4 separate regions of the Homo sapiens genome follow, and all the other regions are linked to region 1. The links are chromatin loops, found by intact Hi-C in ENCODE. Cell type or tissue: heart right ventricle. All regions are shown on one strand. Region 1 overlaps ZFHX3 (zinc finger homeobox 3). Region 2 overlaps ZFHX3 (zinc finger homeobox 3). Region 3 overlaps ZFHX3 (zinc finger homeobox 3). Region 4 has its middle 60 kb from the start of ZFHX3-AS3.

What was found. A loop is a pair of places that touch in the nucleus more often than their neighbours do. Peaks named below come from ENCODE experiments on the same cell type or tissue, not always from the same donor. Only the 100,000 strongest peaks of a DNase experiment are listed, where the experiment ranks them.
Region 2: a loop joins it to region 1, with 2.4 times the contacts of the local background. A loop is called at or near these places in 18 of 110 quality-filtered maps.
Region 3: a loop joins it to region 1, with 4 times the contacts of the local background. A loop is called at or near these places in 34 of 110 quality-filtered maps.
Region 4: a loop joins it to region 1, with 4 times the contacts of the local background. A loop is called at or near these places in 8 of 110 quality-filtered maps.

What each region holds. Positions count from the first base shown.
Region 1 is chr16:72,937,104-72,942,103 of GRCh38, reverse strand. All of the region lies in intron 3 of ZFHX3 (zinc finger homeobox 3), which reads left to right. Among named protein-coding and RNA genes, the nearest start is that of ZFHX3, 110 kb to the left of the region's middle. RefSeq lists an enhancer at 2,960-3,254. In heart right ventricle, a CTCF peak has its summit at 2,683; DNase peaks (open chromatin) are centred at 2,643 and 3,093; H3K4me3 peaks cover 476 bases; H3K27ac peaks cover 3,524 bases.
Region 2 is chr16:72,983,652-72,988,651 of GRCh38, reverse strand. All of the region lies in intron 1 of ZFHX3 (zinc finger homeobox 3), which reads left to right. Among named protein-coding and RNA genes, the nearest start is that of ZFHX3, 62 kb to the left of the region's middle. In heart right ventricle, no CTCF peak of the experiment used is centred here; DNase peaks (open chromatin) are centred at 2,481, 2,891 and 3,261; H3K4me3 peaks cover 555 bases; H3K27ac peaks cover 2,720 bases.
Region 3 is chr16:72,844,690-72,849,689 of GRCh38, reverse strand. All of the region lies in intron 4 of ZFHX3 (zinc finger homeobox 3), which reads left to right. Among named protein-coding and RNA genes, the nearest start is that of ZFHX3-AS1, 180 kb to the right of the region's middle. RefSeq lists a silencer at 2,317-2,376 and an enhancer at 3,779-4,278. In heart right ventricle, a CTCF peak has its summit at 2,375 (motif pointing right); DNase peaks (open chromatin) are centred at 529 and 829; H3K4me3 peaks cover 1,206 bases; H3K27ac peaks cover 3,172 bases.
Region 4 is chr16:73,170,754-73,175,753 of GRCh38, reverse strand. It overlaps a transcript of ZFHX3 not described here. Among named protein-coding and RNA genes, the nearest start is that of ZFHX3-AS3, 60 kb to the left of the region's middle. RefSeq lists enhancers at 3,437-4,286, 4,357-4,856, 4,857-5,000. In heart right ventricle, CTCF peaks have their summits at 2,643 and 2,842; DNase peaks (open chromatin) are centred at 2,066, 3,033 and 3,335; H3K4me3 peaks cover 843 bases; H3K27ac peaks cover 3,848 bases.

The DNA.
Region 1 (5,000 bases):
GAAATCATAAGGGAACAATTAGGCATTGTCAGGAACATAGTCAGGAAAAGGCAAGAGTTTTTAAATAATTATATGATCCACCTGAACCATGTACTTTATTCTGTTTTACACATCAGTTGAAACTGTAAATACTAGTAAGTGTAGGGTGGGAAAGGCTGTTACTATGAAAACCATTTCGGTAGTATTGAGTAAGTATATATTTAATACTTAACAGAAATTGATTTTTAGCACTTACAGCAGCCGGGATGTAGAATGAAAGTTAAAATTTTCTAATGGCAGAAAATCTGTCACTCATAGAAATACTGGCGACTGTAGAAACTAGCAACATTAGGGTGGTGACTTGGGATGGTGTTGGCAAATACAGCAAAGAAAACTGTGGAATTCTCAGTGATGTGAATTTCATTCTTTTTCTTTGTATAAAAAGAAATTTATATGACATTAAAAAAAAATAGAAACAGGGTCTCACTATGTTGCCCAGGCTGGTCTCAAACTCCTGGGCTCAAGTGGTCCTCCTACCTTGGCCTCCAAACGTAAATTTCAGATAAGCAACAATGATGTTTTGTGTAAGTGTATCTCATAAATTATACTTACACTTACCTGAAATTCACATTTAACTGGGCATCCCGTGTTTTGTTTAGCAGCTCTACCTCTGGATAGCCTAGAAATTTGTTCATAATGACCTGCCAGCAGGCTCTATAGAAGTGTAAAGAGAGCTATGTGGCTTCCTTGTTTGTGAAACCCGTTTTCTTCCAGTGGTTCCCAACAAAAGAAATTTACAAATGCCTCTAATGATGATATCCAGTTTTTGTTATTTATAGAAAAGTGTCCTATCCAATATTCACATTTTGTGTGTTAAGTAAAATGCTTTCCTATAAAGAAATCTGAAATTTTCTCTAGAGCTGTTTGTTCAAACTTACTTTTCAGTCATTTTTTTCATGAGTCCCTTTTATTGAAATGCCTTTGCGTCACACAGTGGACATCAGGAGGCCTGGTTCGGTCACCAGCAACTTGGCCAGATGTTGAAGCTGCCCCTGGTTCACTCCAGGCCTTCTTGGTCTCCTCCTGCACTGGTTACTTATATGTAGACCATGAAAATTCACAGCACGTGAGCATTGCTCACAGTGCGTGGGAGACCCTGTGTGCCTATGGTGTATAGGTCGCTAATAGGGAATGCAGAGAGTAGGTTTAAATTGGGACTAATCATCAAGAATGATTAGGAGATGTTCTCTAGGGTCCCCCTCCTGGTTCTGTAAAAGGCAAACTAGTTAGAAGGTTAGAAATGTTTATCTACTGATAGTGTTTGGTTTGTAACCTGTTAATGAGTGGAGCATGTTCCCGGACTCAGGATGAGAGCCTCCAAAGCATAGCCAGTCTCTTAGGTCAACAGTGATACCCACATTGCCTTGGCAGGGCCGGCCTGTGCACTGGGGTTGCTGAAGGGGTTTACACCCACCTGCTGTTCCTTTTGAGTCTCTCTTCCTGTCTTCTGTCGCTGGCAGTATGCTCTTCCTGGAGGATGACTGGACCTTTCTAACCCCTTCTGAGCTGACCTCTGTGGAGTTTTCTTGGTGGCACGTGTCACACCGGGGCATCCGTGTCTTCCTGCTGCCCCTCAGAATGAGACAGAAGTCTGGGTTCTGGGTGGAAGGCATCCTTGCATTGGCTACCCTGACTTCTTCTCCTCCCATGGGTTCAGACCCCAGCCCTCAGGACCCAAGAGGCACAGGATTTCCCAGATTTCCCTGTGCAGCTTCTGGGAGACTGAAATCACTGGGAAGGGGTCTTCGTTCCCTGGGTCAACAACATTTGTGGAGTACTGATTTTGTGCTGGCCATTGAAGTAGGATTTTGTACAGACTCAGGCTCACGAATGTGTAATGTGTTACTAAAAAACTTGTTTGGGGCCATGGCTCACACCTGTAAACTCAACACAGGGAGGCTGAGGCAGGAGAACCACTTGAGCCCGGGAGTTCAAGACCAGCCTGGGCAACATAAACAGACCCTGTCTCTATAAAAAAATTTAAAAAATTAGCCAGGTGTGGCGGCACACACCTCTGGTCCTAGCTGCAGTGGGGACTGAGGTGGGAGGATCAGCTGAGCCTGAGAGTTCAAGACCAGCCTGGGCAACATAGCCAGACCTCATCTCTACAAAAAATAAAAAAATTATCAGGGTGTGGTGGTGCTTATAGTCCCAGCTACATGAGAGGGCTGCGGTGGGAGGATTGCTTGAGCCGAGGAGGTCAAGGCTGCAGTGAGCCATGATCACAGCACTGCACACAACCTCTGCCTCCCGGGTTCAAGTGATTCTCCTGCCTCAGCCTCCCAAGTAGCTGGGATTACAGGCGCCTGCCACCATACCCGGCTAATTTTTGTGTTTTTAGTAGAGACAGGGTTTCACCGTGTTGGCCAGGCTGGTCTCGAACTCCTGACCTCAAGTGATCCGCCCACTTGGGCCTCCCAAAGTGCTGGGATTACAGGCCTGAGCCACTGCACCCAGCCTGTATCTATGGGCCTTCGGGACAATGAGAATGATAATGTCGGGGTTTGGTGTTTGCTCCCAGACCCCTTTTGCCCTTGGGAGCGAGTCTGTGTCACTGCAGTGGTCCTGCAGATGCCTGTTGGCGCTACTGAAGATCTGGGAGGAGCTCCGATTGTGTTTATGGCAGGGAGTGTCTTAGCAGAGTGGCTCCATCTAGCTTTAGAACATGTCTTGCTGGTTTCGAACAGGGCTTGTTTGATTTGAATGTTTCATGTTCCAGATTCTTTACGAACTGCTCATTGTCGCAGGCCCAGGAAGGTTCTCTGAGCAGCATCGGATGTTTTTGCTCTGTGGAGGGTACTCTGTGCCTCGAGATGGGGGTGGGGGAGATCAAAGGTAACCCCACTGGCTCGTCCCCAGCTGAGGAGTCCCCTGCTCCAAGATGGTTTTCACTGTGGTCCTCCCATAGCTCCTGTGCCTTTGTCTTCTATACTTCCCCTCTACCGCCATGTCTCTTGTTTTCTAAAATAATTATAGATAGAGAAGCATGGGGAATATTCCTCGGCTCCTCTAGTGAGCCAGGCCAAGTGGCGCGGGTCCCAGGGCTATGTGTCCTAGACATGAGTCAGCAAGTGTGACTCCGAAGCCAGCTGTGCTTGAGGAAGCACTGTGGGGAGTGATTTGGCTGGAGACTTCTGTTTGTGCGTGGTTGTTCACTTTCTGGTTCTCAGATTAGGCTCTGACCATTTTCATTATTAATTTTTTTTTGCCCAGACTGGGTTCACATTAGTGATGGCTGCAGCTGTCAGCGGAGGAAGACCAAACAACTCCTCCAGGGACAAGAGCTCTGACCTCTGTCCCGTCTCTTTGTGTCCAACTCGGAATCCATACTCGGCTCTCTTCACCTCCAGGGTCTTGCCGCCCTAATTCATGTCTCTGAGTGTTTAGTGCTTTGGGGTTATCCAAAACTCATGCCTTGGGGGCGTGCCGATTTGCTCTGAGGTGGTGAGTTCTCGAGTGACACCTCTGTGGATGGCTATTCCTCCCTGATGTTCTAGCTAGCTTCCCGAGGGACCCACCAAATTCTCCAGAAACTCCCTCTCCCTTCCCGCTGCCTCCCGCAAACACATTCGGACGCCTGTCTTCTTTTCCTGGCCTGTGCTTTCTTCCTCTTGGAGTGTGGCATTTGGAATCAAGTCACCTGGGGAGATTTCAGACAACAGCCACAAAGCCCAGCTCCGCTGAGGGGAGACTAATTACACAGCTAATTAATCCAACAGATGTCATTTTAAGTGCTCATTTCTGTGTGATTTGGTTACACACGCCCTGCGTTGCTGAGATGGGCACGGGGCCCTGTTGGAAAGTATCTTTTATTTTTTAATCAGACTTTAAGGAAGAGCATATTTCCTGTCCATCTTTTATGCTCTAGTGACATATCCCTGGTTTTCCAGAACTGTCTCTCCAGCTGCTGTACCCACACACGGCATCTCTGCCCCACACGGGTGTCACACTGTTTGGCACCACGCTGGTCTCTGCGTCATGTGCTAGGTGGTTTCACCAACTGGTTCGTAAACCTCTTGAGGACCTGGATTGCCTTCAGTTTTGTGAGTTTCTCAAGAATGCAGCACAAGTAGACATCAGCAGGTGGTTATCCGTTTCTCTCCATTTACTCTCTTGTCTTTACTGACAGCAAGTTTCTTTGCAAGAAAAGTAGCTGAGGAGTGTCTGAAAGGTGTTGTTTTACAAGTGGAGGGTTAAGAAGTATAGGACACCAGTGATTGTTGGAAAACTGAAAAAGTCGTGCATAGGACAAACAAACCAAAAAAAGGCTCTTGGAGGCAGAGGAGGAAGGTCAGGAAGTGAGAGGAGATGGTGTTTTCCTTCCTTCCCTCTGCAGTGGTAGAAGTGGAACAGAGAGGATGGAAAGGTACTGCCTTCTGCAGGTGGCGTGGGAGCAGCTGCGGGGTGTAGCATGGCGGTGGCCCTGAAGCTGGCAGCCTGTACTCATGGAAGTCACCTGGTCCTCCATGGGGGCTGGCACCCAAGGCCCAAGGCCGCATTGCCCAGCAACCCCTCACTCTGAATCATGCCCACTCTGGGAGTTGACTCACCATGTCCCCTCCCAGTTGCTGGATCCAGAAGTGACACTTTTCACCACTAGTAGGACAGGTCGCCAGTGGTTTCTGTGTTGCTGACTCTGTCGGCTGTGTCCTAATTCGCCGGACCTTTCAGCCGCCTTTGCCACTCTTGCCCTTTGTCTATCTCTGTTGGCTTCTCTTCTGTGACTTCACGATGAGTGTTATTATGCCCCCAGGCTTGTCCCAGAGCCCCTTCTTTTTTCTGTCTGTAACTCTCCCTAAGTATCTCATTCAGTCCAGTGGTTTTAAACCCCATCTACTTTCTGATGACATCTGAATCTGTCCCTAGCCTAGGCCTCTTCCTGTATCCAGCTCCCCACCTGGCATTTGCATTCGAATGTCTGAGAATGAACTCCGCAGGCTTAGCATGGTGCAGAAAGGACT
Region 2 (5,000 bases), 47 kb before region 1:
GAAAGACTGGGTGAACCCTGACCTGTTGCAGGGACCCAGTTAGTGCAATTGAATTCCAATCAGGATCACTTGGAAATGAATCCAGAAATCCGCGTTATTTGAAAAGAAGTGATTTAGAGCAGTGCAGAGGGAAGATTGTATATGGTGTGAGCTCAGAGGAAGGCTGGAGTGAATCCCTTAATCAGAAATGTTTGGCGGGTTCCAGCCTGCATATCGACCCCTCGATGGCCACAGCTTCCTGATCCAGTGGCTGGAGAAGGATCTTGGGTCCGTGTACCAGCTAAGCATGCACCCTTCAGTCAGCTGCAGGAAAGGTGGGAGCGGGAAGAGTAGCTCCGGGACTGGCTGGCTGTTCCCTGCCCTAGACTGTGCTTATGAGCCTTTCAGGTTTTGAGAACTTGACTTTGGAAAGCTTCTAAATTTGTTCCTAGTGGGTTGATGTATTTTGTGGAGGTCAAATTAGAGCTAATGGCCTTAATGGTTTACAGTGCTCCTAAATGGTTCTTAGCACTTATGCAGGCTCGACTGGCCCTGTTGGGCGGGTTTCCAAGTGTGGACCATATTGTTCTTAGGGTATGTTTTTTGCTGAAGTTATTGTTGGGAGGACAGATATGTGCAAGTGAGGTTAAAAGGTAACAGCAGAATTAGCCACATATAATATTAAACTTTCTTTTGGTATCAAATCCAGGGAGGTGTTTGTTAACATGGGCCCCGTGAGCATATGTGAATGAATAGGGCGTCCAGCTTGGAGTTCAGTAGGTGGCGTTTGTCTGTCCTTTGCCACTTTGCCTAGGAGCAGGTGATTCATGAAAGGCAGTCCTAGGGAAGCCTCAGATTCCCTCCGGCCATTCCTGGTTGCCAAATAGTTCCTCTAAGAGCAGGTAGCCAGGTTAAAGGAATCCCTGGTGCATCCCTTCCAGCCATGCTGTGGTATCCATGAGTTCATGGCAAGGTCTTTGGCAAACGAATGATACTCTACATAAAACTGGCTCCAGTGTTCTGATTTCTGTGTGTTTGGGAGTAGGTGGGGCAGAACCAGATGTCTATAAAGGAGCTGCATGTCTGTACTGGTCCACACCATTGAAGCATACATGTGTACACAGGCACAGTGTGGGGGCAATGACCTCCCAGAGCTGCTGGTTGCAGCTGAATGGGAAGAAAATAGGGCAGGTAGAGGTCCCTCTACCTAAACTGAGGTGGCAGTGGCAACGGAGACCAGGAGCACTGGTGAATGATTTCTCCATGCTTTGATCGGGGAGGGTGGGAGGTGGAAGCAGCCTCCACATCATCTTACTTTGGCCTGTCAGCTCTCAAAGTGGTGTCCCTTCAATTGCAAATGTTGTTTTGAAGGCCTAGTGCTGTAGAAGTCTATTACAGGTAAAATATTCTTAGCTGCTATGAGAGTTGAGTGAGGGATGGGTGCTTGCCTTCTAGCTGCTGATGGAATGACTACTGAATTCTCCTTAAAACTTGAGTTCTTTGTTTTGTGTTGAGACAGGATCTCACTTTGTTGCCCAGGCTGGCGTGTAGTGGCTGGATCACAGCTCCCACAACTCACTGCAGCCTCAGCCTCCTGGACTCTGGTGATTCTCCCACCTCAGTCTCCCGAGTAACTGGGGCTACAGGTGCTCGCCACCACACCTTGCTAATTTTTGTGTTTTTCGTAGAGGTGGGGTTTTGTTTTCGTCGTGTTACCCAGGCTGATCTCAAACTCCTGGGCTCAAGCGGTCTGTCTGACTCGGCCTCCAAAAGTTCTGGAATTACAGGTATGAGCCACTGCACCTGGCTGGGTTCTATGTTTTTTCCATTTCACACTCTGAAAACACACCTTCGGTATATTTGCAGAGCCCTGAAGTCCTGGGGCTGCCATCCTTAATCGCAGGACCCAGTGGCTTTCCCCTAAGAGGTCCGAAGAACATGATTATACTACCTGCGAGATGCCTACTTATATTGAAAAATATGTCTGCATTGCAGTTCCTCTTGAACATGAGGTGACAGCATTGGAGACGGTGCCGATAATTCAATAACTTGCGTCTCGAGGAAAACGGTGGTGTCTGTGACCAAGAAGGAGTTAATTTCCACTGCTAATAAAAACTAAATGGGTGCCTTGGGCATGATAGAACTTGGGACCCAAGCCCAGTTCAGCAGCCCAAGTCACAGTTGAGTAGTGTTGGCGGAAATGCATTCTACAATCAGCATTTGACCATGTTCAGTTAGCTTCATGGCCACCAAGTTCTCCAGAGAAGTTTTAATTACAAACCAAGGTGGTGTGGTTTCTTAAATGTGTTAGAACAAATGGATGTCAGCCCAAGGAGCCCTGAGCAGCCCCCCTCCATCGATAAAACCCCATAATTATCACATGGCGGGTCCTAAGGAGGAAATCTGAAGGCCCTGAGTGGCTGTCGGCTGTGCTTCCGTCCTCCCCTTCCTGAAGTTGGGGGCAGGGTGAGGGTGGAGAAGGACAGTCTGTTCTTTAGAGAATCTGAGAGTGAAGCTCCACCCAGGACGGGCCATGGAGTGCCTGTCCCTGGGAAGAACATGTTAACCGCCCAGGGGTGAGGCCTGCTTTTTGGGAGTGGGAGATTGTGGGGAGTTGGCGGGGTGGGGGGTGGTTAAAAATGGAAGACCTTGAAATGGCAAATCTTTATTAGTTTTGTAAACAGCTTTAGGAAGCGCTGGGAGCATCTTGCAGGGACCCTGCAATTATCATAATAAACAGTTTTATCATCTGCTTGGCAATCAATATTGTGGCTTACACTGCTTTAGTATCTCAGTGGTATTGATTACCTTAACAACTGTGCTGCGGTCAGCTTCCATTAACCCCTGCTCTGCCGGCAGAGCCTGTGCCTTCCCTGGTTGGGCGGAAGACTGCTCTGGTCACAGCCCAAGCAAGTGCCAGAATGTGACAGCTGCTAGTGAGTTCAACACAGCTTGTATCTGAGAGCGTCCAGGAGAAGGGAGGGTTTTAACCAGGGAATCTGGAAGCCAGTACAACTTTTTAAAGGCGTCTTTTTGTGTGTGTGGAGACAGTGTATTAAAACAATTATAGCAGTGGGATTTCAACTATGACTCAGGAATTTGAATCTCAAGAGCGAAAATTCCATTTCTTCCCTGCCTTGAGTCTGTCCAGTCCAATGTTGTTCTCAGCTCTGCCTCGCCCTCCCTGGGGAAAAATTGACGTGTGTAGAATTTAATTGAGGACACCCTTATGCAACTGGCTTTCCTGGGACTCCCCTCACATTTGTTTTGTGATCCACATTTGACTTTTACAGAGAAACCACTTATTTGGGGACATCTAGTTCTAGGATTCAGGTTCCCCTGGATGTCTGGAGTTACATAGTTGATCATAAGATGACAGAATGCTGGAGAGAGATGTCGGTGGCGCCTGAGATGATATCAGCCTCACTGGATAGCCCATCTCTGGTGTGGTTCATGTTTACGTTCCCCTTTTCTCCTGATGAGAAGGTGACAAGGACAGTTTAGGAGAGCAGCTGGAGTCCAGTCTCCAGACAAAGCCAGTAGGCAGACCCCATCATTTCGAGATTACGTAGTATTAAGTGACGTTTCTCAGAAACTTGGGACAAGATCTTGCCTGTGGGGGCGTGTTGGTGTTCGTAGTGGTGGTGGTAGGGGTACGTGTGTGTTGGCTTTGTTTTTTTCCTCTTTTAATTGCTCTATTTTGTTTTAAATATGAGAGATGTATGTGTATATGTGTATAGGTATATATGCATATTTATATAAATATATCCATATGTATACTATATACATGTACATGTATACATACATATGTAAACATGTAATGCATATAAATTTTATATGTATAAATTCTGTTGAGGCCTGGGGTGAGCTTGCACACGATAGTGAGGTTTAGCCCCTTCGCCCCAGCCTTATTGAAGACCATCACGGGGTCCTCAACATTGCAGACCCAGCAACACAGGTGCTGTTCAACCTAAGGGACATTGACCTATAACATTGACCTCTAAGCCATCTACCACATCTCCTCAGTGAATTTTTTTTTTTTTTTTTGAGTCAGAGTCTTGCTCTTTGGCCCAGGCAGGAGTGGAGTGGTGTGATCGTGGCTCCTTGCAGCCTCAACCTCTTGAGCTCAAGTGATCTTCACACCTCAGCCTCCCAAGTAGCTGGATTCACAGGCGTGCACCACCATGTCTGGCTAATTTTTAAGGATTTATAGAGACGAGGTCGCACTGTGTTGCCCAGGCTGGTCTCAAACTTCTGGGCTCAAGTGATCCTCCCACCTCAGCCTCCCAGAGTACTGGGATTATAGGCATGAGCCACTGCACCTGGCCTCACCAGTGAATTTTTCAAGTTTGTGAACACAAGTTTCATGGAGTCACTGGGGAATGGAGGAGGAAGAGGCAGTAGATAGACTAGGAGGAAGGTTGAATCAGGGCAGCTGCCACCTTCCTGACTGTCTTGCCAGGCTGCAGCCTGTGGCTTGCTTATTCCTCTTTGCTGCCTGAGAGGAGCCAGGAGTGAAACTATCAGATGGGGAGGAAGCCAGCAGACAGGTTATTCAGATAAGGGCTGAGGCCTGTGCTTGAAGGAGCGTGAGCAGGTATAGGCAAGAAGGCTGCAGGTGTATGAGATTCCCACCCATGGGATTTAAGCCCCAGCTGGTCAAGGGTTCATGCAAAACAGGGTCAGGAAGCCAGGCCATAGAGAGCCAACAGCAAGATGGAAGGTTCTGGACTATAACTGGTGGGGCCGGGGGGTAATGGCAAGATATGACTTTAGTATCAGACCACAGGCTTACTGAGCAGGGCCTTACCCTGTACCCACACTTGGCAGTGGGTAGTTAGACCTGTGCTGGTGAGGGAAGGGCTCCAAGGACAGATGGTAGGAATGGTGTTTGACATGTGGTTGGAGAGTTGCATGGAGCAATGGCTTAAGCAGCCTTTCTCTCTCTCTCTCTTTTTTTTTTTCTGAGACAAGATCTTGATCTGTCACCCAGGCTGGAGTGCAGGGGCACGTTCATAGCT
Region 3 (5,000 bases), 92 kb after region 1:
GCTTGTTACATCCGCCATTGGTTAGGAGGCCAGCTAACAAGTCCGCTGATCAATGGCACCAATAAAGATTTCATCCATTAATGAGGAACGTGGTAATTAATGTTATCCATAAACCTATTAGCCTGGCTAGCTAATGCACTGGTTAGTGCCATGAGTGGCAGTGTGGAAAGTGGGCAGGGCATGGGTTGGGACTTAGGCAGGATCGTGGGCACCATCTTGGCAGGATCGTGGCCTCATCTTCAGGCAGGTTTATTCCAAACGTAAGCACATTTCAACCTCCTGGCAGAGAGAGAAGTCAGGCTGAGCCGGCTGGGCCCCAGGCTGGAGTATGGCTGAGCCCTGCTTTTGTCCCCCTACCTGCTGGGAGGAGACCAAGCCACGTTTTTCTCTTGCAGCTCCTCTGGCTGCAGAGCTTTCCCACGCAAGTCTCTCAGGGGCTGTTAGGGGCGTAAATGGAATGACTGAGTTCCCGGGTCATTCCAGTCCCAGCTGGGCACACTGTCCCCAGGGACACTCTCCGTCAGTGGCTCACACGCACTGCCCTGTGCTCCTGGAGGGCGGGCGTTGGCCTCTTCTGGGAACCATGAGTGAGTGGTAAAGTAATTAACATCCCCCACCCCCGGGCTTCATTAGGAAGAAAAATTTTGCTAGACGAAAGAAAGAAGGAGAAACAGATGATTTGAAGCTGTGCCTTTTTCCTTCCCCCCTGGTTTTTTGAAATGACATCAGTGGGTTGTTTGCCAAGCATAACCTGGCAGCCCGGCGCTCTGCCTGCCTGCCTGAGATTTCTGGGGACCGTGCAGCTCGCCAGCTCCAGCCGTGGCAGCATGCCAAGGTGACGTTCCGTGACTAAGCAGAAACGAGGGAAAGGGAAAGAGGGAGGAAGAAGGTATGTGTGGTTGGGGAGCTGGGGGAGAGAGTGGTCCTGGGTCTGGGCGTGGCATGGGGAGATGAGGAGGCATGTCTGGGGGCATCTGATCAGGAGGGCGGGCAAGAGGGGCAGGCACTGGCAGGCCAGGAGGTGTTCCAGTGGCATAGGGGGTGGGAGGGGGGGCACAGGGTGATGGCCGCAGACCCAGCCTGGGAGGCCGCCGAAGGGGTCTGACTTAGGAGGGAACCAAATGAGCCACAGTGAAGGTGACAGCCCAGAGGGCCTGGAACTGTTGAGGAGGAGGCTTAGGAAGCTTTTATCAGCATCAGGCCTGATACTCCACAGCGGAGTTTCCTTTGCATTGTTAGGTATTGACCCTCAGAGACCCCTTGTGGATTCCCTAATTGAAAATTAATACTAGATCAATGCCATGGGCAATTTGCATATTGATCATAAACAACTTTGAAGGCACCGAGTGTGCGGCAGATCAATAGGGCTCGTGAATAGGCTGCAGAGGGAGCACCTCCCAGTACAATGCGCTCCGAGAAAGGTTAATGATTTAGGAAGTTCCTAACTGCTTAGCGCAGGGAACAGCCCCCACACCACACAGCATCCCCAAGAGCAATTAGTGCCAGGCCTGAGCGCCTGCCCTCCATTCCCCCTCAGCACCCCCATCCCCAGGAGCGGAGGGAGGGCCACTGTGCTGGTGTGAGGCAAGGGGCTGGCGACCTGTGTTTTTACAGTTGCCTTTTTTGGTGATGGATGAAGTCTTGGGGCAGTTTATTCTGGGAAGCTACTGTAAAAGGCAGCAGCTAAGTTCAGGCTCCAATCATTGTCCTGACCCCTTCCCCAAAACACAGTTCTCCTGATGATGTGAATGGAATGAGATGGAGGAGGGGAGGAGCCTGGCTGCACCCAGCCTCCTCCCCCTCGGGCTTCAGATCAATGTGGAACCTACATTAACGTTTGCTTTAAGCCGTGATGGGTTTGGCCCTGGTTTGCTTCCTGTTCCATTCAGCTCTCATCTTTGGGCTTTTATGTCTTCGCCCATCGCTTACTCTCCCCTGCTTTGCGTCTGCTTGTTTTTGCTCTGGCTTTAGGCCTTGCCTTTTGGGGTGTCCCTGTTGGGTCCCCAGCAAGCCTGGAAAGGAATTCACTCCTCTGGGGAGATTCCCTTTACCTGCCACCCCTCCCCTTCTTTATCCTGGCCTCCATCCATCCCCTCTTTTCCCTTGGCTGCGGAAGCTGTGTGTGGATCAGCTGCCCTGGGGGTGCTCCGGGCTCACTTCTTAACATTGCAGCAAAACCTGGAACACTCCGGGGCCTGACCACTGAGTTTCTTGGAGCTCCCAGGGTACCAAGAGATGGCTGGTCCTAGGTTCAGGGCCAGATGCAGCCTGCAGAACTAATGCTGCCTGCCTGCACCTAGCTGCCTTGCTCCAGCCCTGAGACTGCAGGGTGGTGGCACCAGTAGCAGAGAGGTCTGCGTGTCACTAGGGGGAGACACGTCTTAGGTAGTGCTGAGTTGAGCAGACTTTCTTCTACAACAGCCAATTTGAGAAAAATAAAGTCCCCCCTTCATCCTCAATACCAAATTCATTTTGTACTAGGAAGTGCTAGCTTAAAATAGCCCTGCCGAGGTCACATAGTTTTCTATGGCTTTTAAATTTACAAAGTCCACTGAAATACATTTAGGTGCAGGGACAATGCATTTCCATAGAAGGGACATGCAGAACAGTCAGTAACTAATTTCTGCATTTGCACCGCAGTAACTAATTTCTGCATTTGCCATTCTGAGCCTTGAGTCCTTCACCCCAGTCTTGGTGCTGCCCTGTCCTCTTCTCAGGGAGAGGCTTCAGAGCACGATGGTCAGATGGGTCCTTTGGTTTATGGGCGTCCAGACTGTCCAAGTGCTGCAGCACCGCCCATGGCAAAGGATAGCCACTGGTCCGCTTCCCCTCTTTGTGTTTCTTCACCGTGAGGCCAGCTCTACCCCCACCCCTGCCAGCCCCCAGTAAATGGAAAGGTTCAAAGAGATTTTATCTGTATCTGCAGCCACATCCGTATCTGCACTGATATATTGCACATGCATGTTTAGGGAAAGACAGGAGTTTTTCTACTGGAAATCCCTGCCGGGGCCACCAGCTAAAGCCGTGCAGGTTGTCCCCCACACAAACAGTTCTCTGCTAAGGGGGATGCATAAAGACTGCAGTCCATCCCAGACACTACCTTACCCAGCAGAGGGAGTGGTGGGTCTCAGGACCATATGTGCCCAGAGGAAGAGGTGCTGGAGGAGCACCTTGTTCTGACTTTCTCAAAGGTACCTTTCATGCTCACAGTGCCCGTGGCCTGCAGTGGGTAGCAAGGCCTACAGGATGCTGCCCAAGACCTCTCTGAGCTTATCCCCTGCCTTGTCCCTTCTCTCCCTGCTTAGCGCTCAGCGCTCTTCCAGCAGGCCAGCCCTCCTTCTGTGCCCTGGGTCTTTGCACGTGCCATGCCTCTGCCATGTGAGCCTCCTGTGGCTCACACTCTCACTTCTTCCAGGTCTGTGTGCAAATGCCACCCTCTCTGAGCTTCCCATGTTAAGGAACTCCCTGGATTCCTTTTTCTACTTTATCGTTGACCCTTAGCAGCCTCTGACTTAGAATATGCTCACTTACTGAGCTGCTTACTGTGTTTTACTCTCCCCACTCCTTCCTGCCCCTGCCCCATGAGAGCAGGGGCTTTCCTGTTGTGTTCACAGCCGTGTTGTCAATGCCTGGGGTAGGTGCCACATGGATATGTGATGGGTGGGCGGATGGATGGACAGACAGCACAAGCACAAGTGTGTGTTCTCCTGTGAAGGCCACCATGGTTGGTGCCTCTAGAGGTAGCCATTAAGCATATGGTCCTTGGCATCAGCTGTCACCTCCTAGCTATGTGACCTTCACCAGTAATTTAACCTCTCTGAGCCTCATCTGTGAAATGAGAGTCCTAATACTATCTACTTCAGCTGAGTGATGATTGTGTTGCTATTGTTAGATACTTGCTAATGACTTAAGCCAATGGAGGCTTTCCAGGCGCGTGGTATTGGTTTTTGTGATCAGGCTCTTGGTGGTGAAGGGGTCTACACAGGCAGGAGAAAGGGAAAGTCGTCAGTGTTTTGTACTGATTGGTCTGGGTCACAGATGCTTTGCGGTCAGAACATTTGGGATTGGGGCAAAGAAGATGGCAGCCAGAACACAGGCTCCTGGGGCAGGACGGGGGTGCCGTGACACAGAGCGTGGGAGCACGTGGCGTGGGGCAGTGATGTGAGTTGGGGGCGGAGAGCCCACGCAGGCCTGGTTCAGGGCCGGGCGTGGCTGCAGCCCTGCCAGCCCAGCGGGCAGGTGCCGGGATGTCCCTGTGCATGCGATGACTTCATTATGGAGCCTTTCATTGACTTGGCTGCACTGTGCTGATGAACTGAGACTGGGGACAAGAGCACATAATTGAGGGAAATAAATTCCCATCACAGGCCGGGCTGCAGCCAGGAGTGTGCGTCCTCTAGGCGTGTGTGTGGTGGCAGGGGGAGGGGGTTCCAGTGTTTTCTCAGGTGCATCTCCCCTTCTTTCCTTCCCTTCCAGACCTTCACAAGCACTGGGCGCAGGGGGAGGAAGAAGTGTGCCTCATCTCCGCAGTGCTGCCTCTGTTTCCCCCGCTTGGAGCTGCTTTTCCAGAAGCAAGCCTCTGGTGTCCGCACCTTGCCCTCTTTTCCGCCACACGGAGGAGCAGGAACCTGCCGGGGCCTCCCTCGTTCCCCTCATGCACCTGTTCATTCTCTCATTCATTCCATTTCCCTTTGTTTGTTCACCTTCAGTTCTGTCTGTGCTCTCGGCTTAGCTCTCTATGAAGGCAGGGAAGGGGAGCACTGTTACTACAGGACTTAATTGAAATAGCATTTCATTCATCTCGGAAATGAGGAAGGGGAGGGGGCGGGGCAGGGTTTTCGGGGCAGTCTACTTGCCTCTCATTCGACACAGAGCCAGGCCTGAAGATACCAATGCCACAAATGCATAGCAAGATCTTAAGAATTTAGGAACCAGAGTCATTTGCATAAAACTAAACCAAAAACCGCACAACCAGCCACATGGTTTAACGACCTCTAAGC
Region 4 (5,000 bases), 230 kb before region 1:
ACATGTAAACTTGAACCCAAAGGATAAAAAAGAGCCAGCCATATAAAGGGGAAATGATAAGTGACAGAGGCTTTTGTGAGGTCTTGAAGCGGGAAAAGTCCTTGGCAAATTCAAAGAAGTAAACTGTTAATGGCACTTCCCTTTATCGAGCACCTATCATGGCCAGACCCTGGTCTAGATGTTTTGTGTGTGTTAATGCACTTACTCCTCCCAGCCCTCTGAGCAGGCGTTGTTACATCCTCACTCTACTGGTGATGAAAATGAGGCTAGTGTGGCTGGAACATAAAAGGTGAAGGGGAGATGGCTCAAGACCAAGTTGGAGAAGCAGGCAGGGGCCACCAGTGGTTTTTTTGTTTGTTTGTTTGTTTGTTTTGGAGACATAGTCTCTCTCTGTTGCCTAGGCTAGAGTGCAGTGGTGCAATCTCAGCTCACTGCAGCCTCCACCTCCTGGGTTCAAGTGATTCTCCTGCCTCAGCATCTCAAGTAGCTGGGATTACAGGCATGAGCCACTATGCCCAGCTAATTTTTTTAGTTTTAGTAGAGACAGGGTTTCACCATGTTGGCCAGGCTGGTCTCGAACTCCTGACCTCAAGTAATCCGCCCGCCTCAGCCTTCCAAAGTGCTGGAATTAGAGGTGTAAGCCACCACACCAGGCCAAGTGGGGTTTTCAGCAGGGAAATGGGCTTAATCTGATTTGGGTATTTGGTTGGTTGGTTGGTTGGTTTTGAGAGGGGGTCTTGCTCTGTCACCCAGGCTGGAGTGCAGTGGCGCTATCTCGGTTCACTGCAGCCTCCACCTCCCAGGTTCAAGCGTTTCTCCTGCCTCCCGAGTAGCTGGGATTGCAAGCATGTGCCGCCATGCCTGGCTAATTTTTTTTTTTTTTTTTTTTTGTATTTTTAGTAGAGACGGGGTTTTGCCATGTTGCCCAGGCTGGTCTTGAACTCCTGACCTCAAGTGATCCACCCACCTCGGCCTCCCAGAATGCTAGGATTATAGGCATAAGCCACTGTGCTCGGCCCTGATTTGGGTTTTTAAAGGATCCCTCTGGGTCGCTCATTGATGAGCGGACTGCAATGGGGCAGGAGAAGAGTGTGGGGACCATTTAGAAGGCATTACAGGTTTCCAGCAAGAGGAGATGTGACTGGGCCAGGAGGGTTACAGTGGAGGAGATGACAGGAAATGGTGGGTTGGAGGCAGGTTTTGGCTGTGTGGAGATTTGAGAGGCAGCCCAAGCAGTGAGGATGCAAAAAGAAAACACGTGAACTCAAACCTAATACCAGCCCCCTTCTACCACTAAAGACAGGGAAGAGAGAGAGTCGCGGAATAGATTCCTTGAAATTGGAAGAGTTTCAGGTATCTGACCAGGATCCTGCCTCGCTGTCAATATAAAACTTAAATGCCCGTTGCCTGCATGTTGCGGTTTGGCAGCCCTTATTCCTCCTTTTGTTGTTGTTGTTGTTGTTGTTGTTGTTGTTGTTGTTGTTGTTTTGTGTGAACACACACACCACCCATTCCTGATCCACTGAGGCCTTAGAAGGCATCAGCAAGTGAGGTTTCCTCCTGTGACCAGGAAGGTCTCCATGCAGAGAAGAGAGATCTGCTACCCAGAAACTGAAGTTAAGGAAAAAAAGGTGGCTCGCCTGGGGGAAACACGTCCAGTGAACCTCAAGCCGGTCATTAACTCTGCCCAAAGCCTTGAGGACGCTCACACACTTGGGAATTTTGGGAGCCCGGAAACTAACTGCAAAGTTTATTTTCAGAACAAGGCACAGAGAAGGAAGCAAAAGATAAACAGGGACCGAATGTTTTAATTATTTTACATGGTTCCACCCCAACACCATTCCCTAAATCTTAAAGGAATGAAGGTCCGAAGGGGTTTATGGGAGAGCATTTTATTCCTTCCCCTTTCTGCCATACAGGCTTGCAACTGCCCTGCGCCCCCACTTCTATAGCGTTCCCTTCATGGGAATGGCAGGGTATATCCGTGGCTATCTTGTGACTTTGGCCAAACCTGGGTGTCGGAGCCTGGTGAGTTTCCTGGGCGGTTGTGGTCGTTTCAGAACAGTAGCCACATGGGATGCTCTCCAGGGACCGCCTCTGAGTTGCATGGATACAGTTCTTCATCTGGGTTTTATAGGGAACAGGGGTCCTGACCTTGGAGTGCAAGAGAGCAGAGCATTGTTAGTAAACTGTCCGGGGAAGACTTTAAGAAAAAAGAATGAGGTGGAGGAAAGGGAAACTGGGAAGGGCCAAAGGAATCCAGATCCTTCATCACGTTCAGGCACAAGCAGACTCCCTGGGTGTGGCCTTCGGACTCGCAAAATCGACTCCAGATATCTTGGGGAGAGCGAGAAGAGAGGACAAATATGCCGGGGCGGGAGGGGCGGGGGGAAAATACCTGCTAATGCAATTAACTGCAAGTGGAAACGACAAGCCGTCGCCCACGGAAGATCTCAGAAAACACAGCTCGAAAAAGTACAAAAGTCCTTCAGTGTGAGGTAATGAGGCGCATCTAATTATATTTAAGAAAGAAACAGCAAGAACTGCTTTAAAAGCCTCCCCTCAGTCTTCCCCTCTCAAACCAGTATGGATCCAAAACCCAGAGACATCGTTGCTTCAGAGAAAGTGAGGAATTGAAGAGTGCATCACAGGAAACAAGGTTATTTTCCCAGAACTGAGAAAAACTATCACATAAGCCCTTCCCTGACTGTTCTCTTTTCCCCTCCCAAAAAAAAAAAAAAAAAACAAAAAAAAAAACAAAAAAACAGTCCCATCAGGAAACAGCAGGGGGAGAAAGAAAGAAAGAAAAAAAAAAAAAAAAACCACAGGCAGCCCCACCATGAGAAATCAAGGCAGTCGAAATGACATTTGACACCGCCAGGCCACAGCTGAAGAACAAGGGAAAAGTTTTAGGGCGACTGTCAATGACCCATGGTCCTTCACTCCTAACCTTGCTCCTAGCATATGTTTCTCATTTCCTTGCTTATAGCTGGTCCAAGCTAATGATATGTGTTTTGGCCGGGATCCCGTGCTTGGCATACAGCCGGTCTTGTTCTCATTGTCCGGGCTACTTACAGAAACCTCTTTCTCTGTCTCTTTCTCTCTCTCAAAAAACCGGCTTTAAAGAACAGTAAATATGCAAAACAGCCCCCACGCTCTATAGAGCTACCATCTTGAACACGGCCTACGCCATCCTCACACACCCCATCAATAAAGGCCTGAAGAGACTGCCCACAGGAGAGGGGTAAGTTCAACACAAAAGCAGTGGAAATTCAAACAAATTGGCCCATTAGAGTCTCACACGGCTATAAATACAGCTCGGCTGGGGCTATTTTGAGGGACGGTGGCATGGGAAAGTTCGGCCTGGAATCTTGAGTCTGTCAAAGGAGACGGATCTCTCCCAAGACATGGGAAGAACACGAAGCGCCTGGCGGGCAGGAGGAAGGAGGGCGTCGGAGCTGGTCAGTTTCAGGGCCAGATTACACGTGGATGGCAGAGACAAGGCCGGGCCTCGCCCCTGCACCCCGGGGCTGCCGGACTTGCTGTTGGAGGCTTGGGCTCGGGTGTCACTCAGAGTGTCCATAACCTCTCAAAAGGCCGAACATGCTCTTTTCCTCCTCAGGGATCAATGGACCATTTCACTCTTCCTGAAGGACCCGGCAGGCGGGTGGAGGAGGGGTGGGAAATGGAGTGGCTGGCGAGTCTGGGCAGGACCCGGTCTGCAGTCAGCATCTCTGGCGGACCCAAAAGGGAATTTTTTCCCATTTTTTTATTGATACATAATCATTGTGCATATTGATGGGGTAGGTGTGATATTTTGATATAATGTGTAATGATCAAATTAGGGTATTTAGGGTAGCCATCATCTCAAGCATTTAGTATTTCTTTGTGTTGGGAACAGTTGAGGAGGGCATTTTTGCCCATTCAACCCCAAAGGTTGACACCGGGTACGTGTATGTTACAAAATCAGGGGCACAGTAGCATGGATTTGAGGAAATGGGTCCCATAAACAAGAGTTAGTAAAATATGTAGGCAGAGAATATATATGCAGATGTCGAGAACTGCTTAACATTCCCCCTCAGGGTGTGTCAACAGATGGCAATTAACTGCTAACAGTTAGGAATCAGTAAACACAGAATACACAGACGCTTATGCATCGTGTACCTGCCTGCGCTGCAGGAACACAGATTCCCCTTTGCGGCTGTGAAATTGCAAGGAACGTCTGGGTTCACTCTGCCCGCCCCCCACCCCGCCCCCCCCGCCATTTTCTGTTCAGAAGGCACACCCAGGACAACTGTGGATTTACACATTCACTGTAGACCAAGCACTATCCAAGGCACAAGAGTCACACAGACAGAGCTCCTTCTGCCTGAGGCTTTCAGCCCAGTGGATGCATTTGATCGGTGCCTGACCCTACAGTTTCCTTGAAGATACCTCGGCATTTCCCCGGAACAGCCCAGTTTGTATCTATTATCCCAGAGTAATTATTAATAGCACTTCTTTTCACTCTCAAAAGCGTCCCAGTTTGGATGATAAATTATATGGCTACTCTATCTAGAATCCCTTTTTAAAAAGGGCTTTTTTGGGGGGATGAAATCTAATACACAGAGAAAAAAAGTGCAAAAATACAGCATCCTCTATTTGAGAGGCTCTTTGGAACTTGCTGAAGTCAAGAGAGGGTTCCCAAATGATGGAGAAAATGGCTTTAGCAGATTAAATTTTAATTAGTTCATAACAGGTTCCACCGCATTCTGGACTTGAATCCCTGCCGCACGCTGTCGCCGGTTCTGTAGTCCCAGACATTGTCGGCTCTGGATTTTCCACGGTGCGTCGGAAAACTCAAACTGACTGCCCTCTTCCACAAGCCTGGGGACAGCTGGGGCACATGAGGGCACTTGTCCCCATACAGCCTGGAGGGGAAGAGCCAATTCAGGTTTCCATGACAACACCCTTTCCTGAAAATCTCTGACTGACACTTCCTGGGGAGACAGGAAGTACAG